Linked DNA regions of Homo sapiens: region 2 is linked to region 1. The links are chromatin contacts, found by Hi-C in ENCODE. All regions are on one chromosome and are shown on one strand. Each heading gives the region's core, a stretch centred on a gene start or an enhancer-like site at or near the end of the contact. The rest is flanking DNA. Distances are from core to core; before and after follow the strand shown.

Region 1 (2,700 bases), core at 1-2,500:
TGCAAGAAATACTTGACAGCTTTGTTCTGTTTTCCTGCAATTTCTCAATCAGTCCAGTCCCTGCCAAAACCTAAGGAGGTCTCAATGGCCTCGGATTGGGGCCCAGGGTCCTTCCCACCCAGAGACCTCGCAGAAACAAGACTTTGCAGGACCAGAAACTAAAGGAAACAGCCACGATCTCAGAGCCAAGGGACAGAGTCTTGGATTCTAGGCTCAGTTCTGTTCGGACTCACTCAGTCTTCCGTGCACCATGGGACTCAGTTTTCCCTCCCACTATGTGGAAAAGAATAGCTCACCTCTCGCTCTCAGAGTCGCTGGAGATCTCCTCATTCATCTTGCCGCCACCCTTGGATTTGCCCCTGTCCCCCGCAGAGTCGGCCTGGGAATTATACGGTCTTTTCTTTGGTCAGGGGTCCAGACCACCCTGGCATTGACCAAGGGCCCCCCCCCCTCGGTTCCCTCAGAACCCCAGGAATGGGGAAGGCGGTGGTTCCCGGGTTAAGCGAACGGCTTTCTAGGATTTGGCCCGCGGAGAGAGGGACGAAGCTGACTCCAGCAGGGGTCCAGGGCGAAGGGCTGGGGAAGGGCCGGGACCCAGGTCCCCTGGATGGGATGACGGTTGTCCCAGTAGCAGGGCTGACCGCGGCCCTCAGAAGCGCCATGCTCACCTTTCGCCGCCGCTTGCCGGCCCCCGCGCCAGCCCCGGCCCCAGAGGCCGGCTTTCCCCGCTTACGAGCAGCCGCTGTTGCCGACATGCTGCCCACCAGGCGTGTAGCAGCGGCCGCAGAACTCACGTGGCAGCTGAACCCTCCCAGCTCCCCAGCCGCCTGGCAAGACCCCGCGTATTGATAGGCTTCCACCGCCCGCCGGGCCCCGCCTCCTACTGCTCCATTGGGTCCTTCTGCAGGCTCTGCCACGCCCCCAGGCACCCATAGGATGCACGCTTGTAGCCCCGCCTCCTGAAGTTCCTAGGCTCCCGCACCAGGCTCGAGTAGGAAGCCCGCATCTCCACGGCGCTTCCGGCCTGATGCTGTGGCGCTTGCGCTCTGCTGCTGGCCCACTTCGAAGTCGGAGCAAGAGCCTTCTCTGTGTTTGCGCCCCTTGGCCGCTGGGGGGCGCCAGAGACGCGGCGCCCTTTCGCGTTCTGGAACGTGACTCCTCCCCTCCATGGGCAGCCCGGCGCTAGACCCAACGGGGATCCAAGCAGCCCCGGGGAGAGGGAGGCTGCGTCTGTATCCGGGCCCAAGGTCACCGCGCGACCGGCAGATGCGTGCTGCAGGCCCCGGCCACATGAGCAGCGCTACGGACGCGACTGCCCCGGCCTTGGATATGCCAGATCGAGTGTCCACCCGTCCGTGGGACTGGTCGCCTGACTCGGCCTGCCCCAGCCTCTGCTTCACCCCACTGGTGGCCAAATAGCCGATGTCTAATCCCCCACACAAGCTCATCCCCGGCCTCTGGCGATTGTTGGGAATTCTCTCCCTAATTCACGCCTGAGGCTCATGGAGAGTTGCTAGACCTGGGACTGCCCTGGGAGGCGCACACAACCAGGCCGGGTGGCAGCCAGGACCTCTCCCATGTCCCTGCTTTTCTTGGGTGAGTGTCCTATGGTCCTGCCCACGGCAGGGCAGGGCAAGGCCTGGTGGGACTGGCCTTTGCCCTCTATCAGTTCAAGGCCACTGATCCGGAGTTCTGGCTCCTCAGAACTCTTGAGTCCATTGGGAAGGGCTTCTACAGCTCTGGGTTCTAAGCTCCGGGAGGATAATCTGGCCCCAAGAATCCTGCCCCCAGGATCCTCTGCCCACCCTCCCCCATAGCTCGGTGACTCGGCCCGGCAACCATGCCAGGGCTGAACTAGCTGACACAGGGGGAGGAGCCCCGAAGTGGAAGAGAGAGAGCCTCCTTTCACTTTCCCTACCCCTCAGGACACACAGGTGAGCTGCAGAGGGTAGGGAGCCAGGCAGACCCTGTTGACCAGAGTGGGCAGACTGGACAGAGTCCTAACCTTGCACTTGGGACTGGGGAAAGGGGTGTTTCTGAGTGACAAAGAGCTGGGTGTGGTCTGGGGCTGGGAATGCCGTCAGAGTGGACACAGGATGCAGTGGGAGGCCACCGAAGGGCCAACCCGGGGTGGGGCAAGTTGGTGCTGTGCTGGCCCAGGGCAGGGGTGGGGACTGAGAGTGGGTCGTTGGGGATGAGGAGACCATGGAGGCCTAAGGGCCTCTCTGTGCCCCAGGACAGCCATGGCTCCAAAGCCGAAGCCCTGGGTACAGACTGAGGGCCCTGAGAAGAAGAAGGGCCGGCAGGCAGGAAGGGAGGAGGACCCCTTCCGCTCCACCGCTGAGGCCCTCAAGGCCATACCCGCAGAGAAGCGCATAATCCGCGTGGATCCAACATGTCCACTCAGCAGCAACCCCGGGACCCAGGTGAGCTGCAGTCCCCAGTCAGGCCCAGAGCCTGCCCACTGATAAGCACAAACACACCCAGGCCACCCCCTTAGGACTCTGTTCTGGTTTTGGAGCCCAAGGCCCCCAGGTAAGCGCCAGAGCAAGGCCATGTTCTCCTGACCCCAGACATCAGGGCTGTGTCCCGTCAGGTCCAGGCGGGTCACATCTGCCCTTCAGACCCCATGCAGGCCTCCTCCCACCGCACTTAGGGAAAGGCTGTGACTACATCAGTCTCCTGGGCGCTTGCCCATGT
Region 2 (4,355 bases), core at 559-3,058, 1.3 Mb before region 1:
GTGTGCATGTGTGTTATATGCATGTGTGTTTATACGTGTTATATGCATGTGTGTGCACATGTGTAAAGGTGTGACTGCATGTGTACATGTGTGAGAGTATGTTTGCACATGTGGCTGTGTGAGGAGCCAGAAAGGACTAGGAGAGGAGGCCATGGTTTGAGGATAAGAGCCCAGCCCTGAGGTTGTGCTTTGGAGTTGGAATGGGGGCTCTGTCATGACAGCTGCTGACCTCAGACAGGTCACTTAACCTCTCTGGGCTTTTCTGTCCTGTGTGTCTGTAGTGTGGGGCAGAAGGGATAGTGTGACCTCCTCTAGGCTCTGTAAGGTCAGGGGGTTGCAGGGAGAGCACATTCCCAGCATCTGGTCTGCAAGAAGTGTTCACTATGGCCAGCTGAGGCTATTGTCTGGAGCCTCCTGCTTCACTGAACACTGCTAGCTTGAAGGTTGCCTGAAAGAAATAGGGGCAGAGCCCCAACCCCATCTCCACTCAACATCTGCACACAGTGGGTACCCACTAATAAGTTGTAGCACCCTTTCAGTCACTCATTCACTCATTCATTGACAGAAGATCATCTTTCCAAGAGCTACTTCTCTGATGAGCCTGCACATGCAGCCCAGGGGTCCGTGAGTGTGCGTGTGTTAACCAGAGGGGCTGAGGGGGAGGCGCTCACTGGGCCTAAATTCCGGAGCCAAGAGTAGGATGGCTGGAAGACGCCTCTGAGTGGAACCGAGGTCCTGGTACCTGCAGTCCTGTAGATGGCCTGTAGATGACAGCAGAGGCCCATGCAGAGCCCCTGCGCTGAGCCGCACCTTCCCAGTTCCAAGTGAGCCAGCTCGCTCAGGTCCCTCAGCTTCCGGATTGGGGGAGTGATGTGATGTGCGCAAGTAGTTCAGATCTGTCCCAGAAGACAGCCACAGCCACCCTCCCTATGGCTCTAGACAAGTTGTTTTCTCCCCAGGGGTCCCAGTTTCCTCATCTGTGAAATGAGAGTTGCTTAACAGCCGGTGTTGGGAAAACTGGCTCAAAATACGTAAGGTAGTCTAAGATGGGCTTAACAGAGACTTATATGTGCAAGGCAAAACTAGAAAGCTAATGGAGAATATCTGTCACTCGGATGGGAGACAGAGACTTTTTAAACACGACGCCAAAAGCCCAAACCATAAGGTGAAATGTTGGCGGATCTGATCAAATGGCAACTCGGGATTTCTGGTCCCCAGGATGCTGTATATACCAAAGGGAAGCAGCGAGTCAAGGGCATAAGCGGGAGCTGCAAAAAGGGGGCAGTCGCCAGTGCTGGAGACTCCCAGAGCCACCAGAGACTAAAGAGTGGCGAATTCAACAACGACAAGATGCCACCTCCCTCGGCATGTTTAAAAAGTTGAGTACGCTGAGGGTTGGCCAACACTAGGCAAGTCGGAAGCCTAGCAAGCCATACTGGAGGGCCACCTGGCAGCGTGCAGAGCAAACACCCGACTCAAGGAGAGCTTTCAAGAGAAATAAGACGTCCTGCGCTGTCACGTTCTAGGTTGCGAGTAAAACCCGGGACCCGCACAGTAGCGGACTGCCAGTACAGGGGCCTCCCTGGGTGTCCCTGGAAACCGAGGAAGTAACCGCCCCCTCGGGAAGCCACGCCTCCTATTTTGTTCCGGCTCGGGGGCGGGACCCAGCCGGGGCCCGCCTGGCCCTTTAAGGCTGACCTAGCGGGGCCCCAAGTTGGGATGACGCGCAGGGAGCGGGGGGTGGAGTGGGGGAGTGGGGGAGGGGGGGGTGGGGAGGGGGGGGAGGTCACGTGGGCGCCGGCAGCGCGACTCTCGGCCCTGGGATTTCTGCGGCCGCCAGCTCCCGCGACCGCCTCTCCTGCCCCTCGCCGGTACCTCAGCAAGGTGCGTTGCCGCCAGGTACGCCCTCGCTGGGCCCCCTCTGCGGCCTCCTCCGGGGACCTCGCGGCCATTAGGCGCCCGGCCCCTTCCCTTCTTGACACGTGCCCGGGCGGTGCTCGCTTGTACCCCGCCGCGCGACCACCGCCCCTTGCTGCACGTCTGTACTCTCAGGCCGTTCGTCCCGCACTCCCAGCTTGCCCCGGGCTCGCAGCCCAGCCCAGTTCAGAGGCTCCAAGGCTGGGGTGTGTTGGAAAAGTCTGGGCGGGACTCACTCTTCCCCTTTCCCCCAGGTGCCACTAGAAGCGCCAGGCTGGGGCCGCCTCTGAGCGCCCCGCGGGGGCCATGGATGGTGAAACAGCAGAGGAGCAGGGGGGCCCTGTGCCCCCGCCAGTTGCACCCGGCGGACCCGGCTTGGGCGGTGCTCCGGGGGGGCGGCGGGAGCCCAAGAAGTACGCAGTGACCGACGACTACCAGTTGTCCAAGCAGGTGCTGGGCCTGGGTGTGAACGGCAAAGTGCTGGAGTGCTTCCATCGGCGCACTGGACAGAAGTGTGCCCTGAAGGTCAGTGAGCCCTCACTGAGGCCTGGGGTATCCTGGAGGGTCCACAGCGGAAGCCTGTGAGTGAAGCTATGTCTAGCGCCCCTGCTAAGCTTCCTATGCTCAGCAACATGTTTCATCGTCATACTGTCCTGTAAGGTCAGGCTTGTGGTCCTCCCTACTTCACAGATGGGGAAACTGAGGCGTAGCCTAGCTAAGCTTTGAGTGTCCCAGTGAGCAAGGGGTGGAGTCACTATGGCTAGAGATGCTGTATCCGGAAGCAGGGAAGGGGTGACTCCTGACTCTGGGATTCTGGCTGGACCCATGTGTTCAGGCCCAAAGGGGATCTCTTGTTCAGCTTGGCTGCCCCTTCCATGTGAAGCTCCTCTGACTGGAATGGATCTGTTTCCCTTTGCTGGAAGCTGAGACCCCACCAAGGCTTGGGTGGGACTGCTTCTTCCCTGTGGCCCCTGCCTGTCTGGGCTGGAGTGGTGTGAGCCTCCCAGGGCTGGCCAGAGGACAAGGCTGATGCCCACTGCACCTGTGGAGCCTCAGGAGGCTGCTGATAGACTCCTGACGAGTCGCTGGTCCCGTGTTGAAAGGGACAGGCCCTGGGCCAACCCACCCCTGGTTCCTGGGCAGAGGGCGGGCCAGCCATCTAGCCACCTCAGACTATAGGCTCCCTGGAGACCTGGCATGCTGATATAGGTGGCATGGTGGGGGTCAGGGGGATGCTGGGGGCGGGTACCTGGTTCCAGCTTAAGGCATACAGTTCTGGGCCTAGGGCCACACCCCATACCCAGAATCCCTTGAATCTGTCATCTCTGGGGTCTTTACTCATTTGTAGCTTGTGCCAATGGATGGGTAGAGCATGGCAGGGATAGTGGCTCCTGGAGGCTAGAAGTACAGCAAAGGCCCTTCTCATTTTACAAAAGATTTTTTTTTTTTGAGGCAGAGTCTCACTCTGTCGCCAGGCTGGAGTGCAGTGGCACAATCTCAGCTCACTGCAACCTCCACCTCCCAGGTTCAAGCGATTTTACTGCCTCAGCCTCCTGAGTAGCTGGGACTACAGGCGTGCGCCACCACGCCCAGCTAATTTTTTGTATTTTTAGTAGAGACAGGGTTTCACCATGTTGGCCAGGATGGTCTCGATCTCTTGACCTCGTGATCTGCCTGCCTTGGCCTCCCAAAGTGCTGGGATTACAGGCGTGAGCCACCGTGCCCGGCCTTTACACAAGTTTTAATTATGAGTCCAAGTGCAGAGTCCTCTAGATATGGCTAATAGCTATCCTGTGTTTGCCAGTTTCATGACCTTGGATGATATCCTAGACTCTGGAAGCCAGGTTTCTGCATCTATTCATGGGGAAAGATAAGGAGTTGTTGTGAACATGAAATGAGATTATACATTTAAAGCACTTGGTACAGGACCTGATACAGGTCTGGAGAGGTTACAGGACTTATTTAAGGCACAAGGTCTTAAAGCATCTGAGCAGGGAGCTGGACCCAGCTCTCTGTGTCTTTCCCAGGACCACTAGGGCCAACAGAGGAGGTTGTCTCCCCGGAGTACCTTGGAGGGGAACATGCGGGTGGGTCTAGGAGAGGATCAGGGTTGGGCTGGTGGGGCTGGGCCCCAGGTATAGCTTCTTTGCCCACTAACCCAGCAGTCGAATGGGGTCGGGGAGCTTTTCAGAGTATCAGGAATGGGATTCTCTGAGTCTTTTAGGGAAAAAGTGGCTCTTCTGAGGGCAGACGGGGGTAAGAGGATGAGGAATGAGAGTTTTCATCCCCCTCTGGGCACTATTTAACCTTCCACCTGTGCTAGGATTGAGGGCAGGCTGGGTGGGTGAGGGATTGAGGCCAGAGACCCACTTCTTAATACCAAGGCTTTGACCCTGTGGGCCAAGACTGAGCTCTGACCAGCCCCTGTGGTGTCCAGA

The links. Hi-C counts contacts between places; a loop is a spot of excess contacts on that map. Pooled maps may share reads with other maps.
Region 2: a loop to region 1 is called in a map of ovary, with 3 times the contacts of the local background. The contact joins the promoter of MAPKAPK3 here to the promoter of PARP3 in region 1. A Hi-C loop is called at or near these places in 3 of 168 maps with a recorded cell type or tissue (chondrocyte, naive thymus-derived CD4-positive, alpha-beta T cell and ovary), 4 of 37 single-sample maps with no recorded cell type and 21 of 50 pooled maps.

What each region holds. Positions count from the first base shown.
Region 1 is chr3:51,941,113-51,943,812 of GRCh38, forward strand. PARP3 (poly(ADP-ribose) polymerase family member 3) reads left to right here and starts at 1,251. Exons shown (of 11, transcript NM_001003931.4): 1 at 1,251-1,596; 2 at 2,242-2,426. The coding sequence starts at 2,244. It overlaps RRP9 (ribosomal RNA processing 9, U3 small nucleolar RNA binding protein), which reads right to left and starts at 792. Exons shown (of 15, transcript NM_004704.5): 1 at 669-792; 2 at 297-379. The coding sequence starts at 755. RefSeq lists enhancers at 154-802, 927-1,256.
Region 2 is chr3:50,615,343-50,619,697 of GRCh38, forward strand. MAPKAPK3 (MAPK activated protein kinase 3) reads left to right here and starts at 1,809. Exons shown (of 11, transcript NM_001243925.2): 1 at 1,809-1,899; 2 at 2,172-2,442. The coding sequence starts at 2,224. RefSeq lists enhancers at 572-661, 1,529-2,482, 2,483-3,435 and silencers at 1,753-1,802, 1,813-1,862, 2,113-2,262.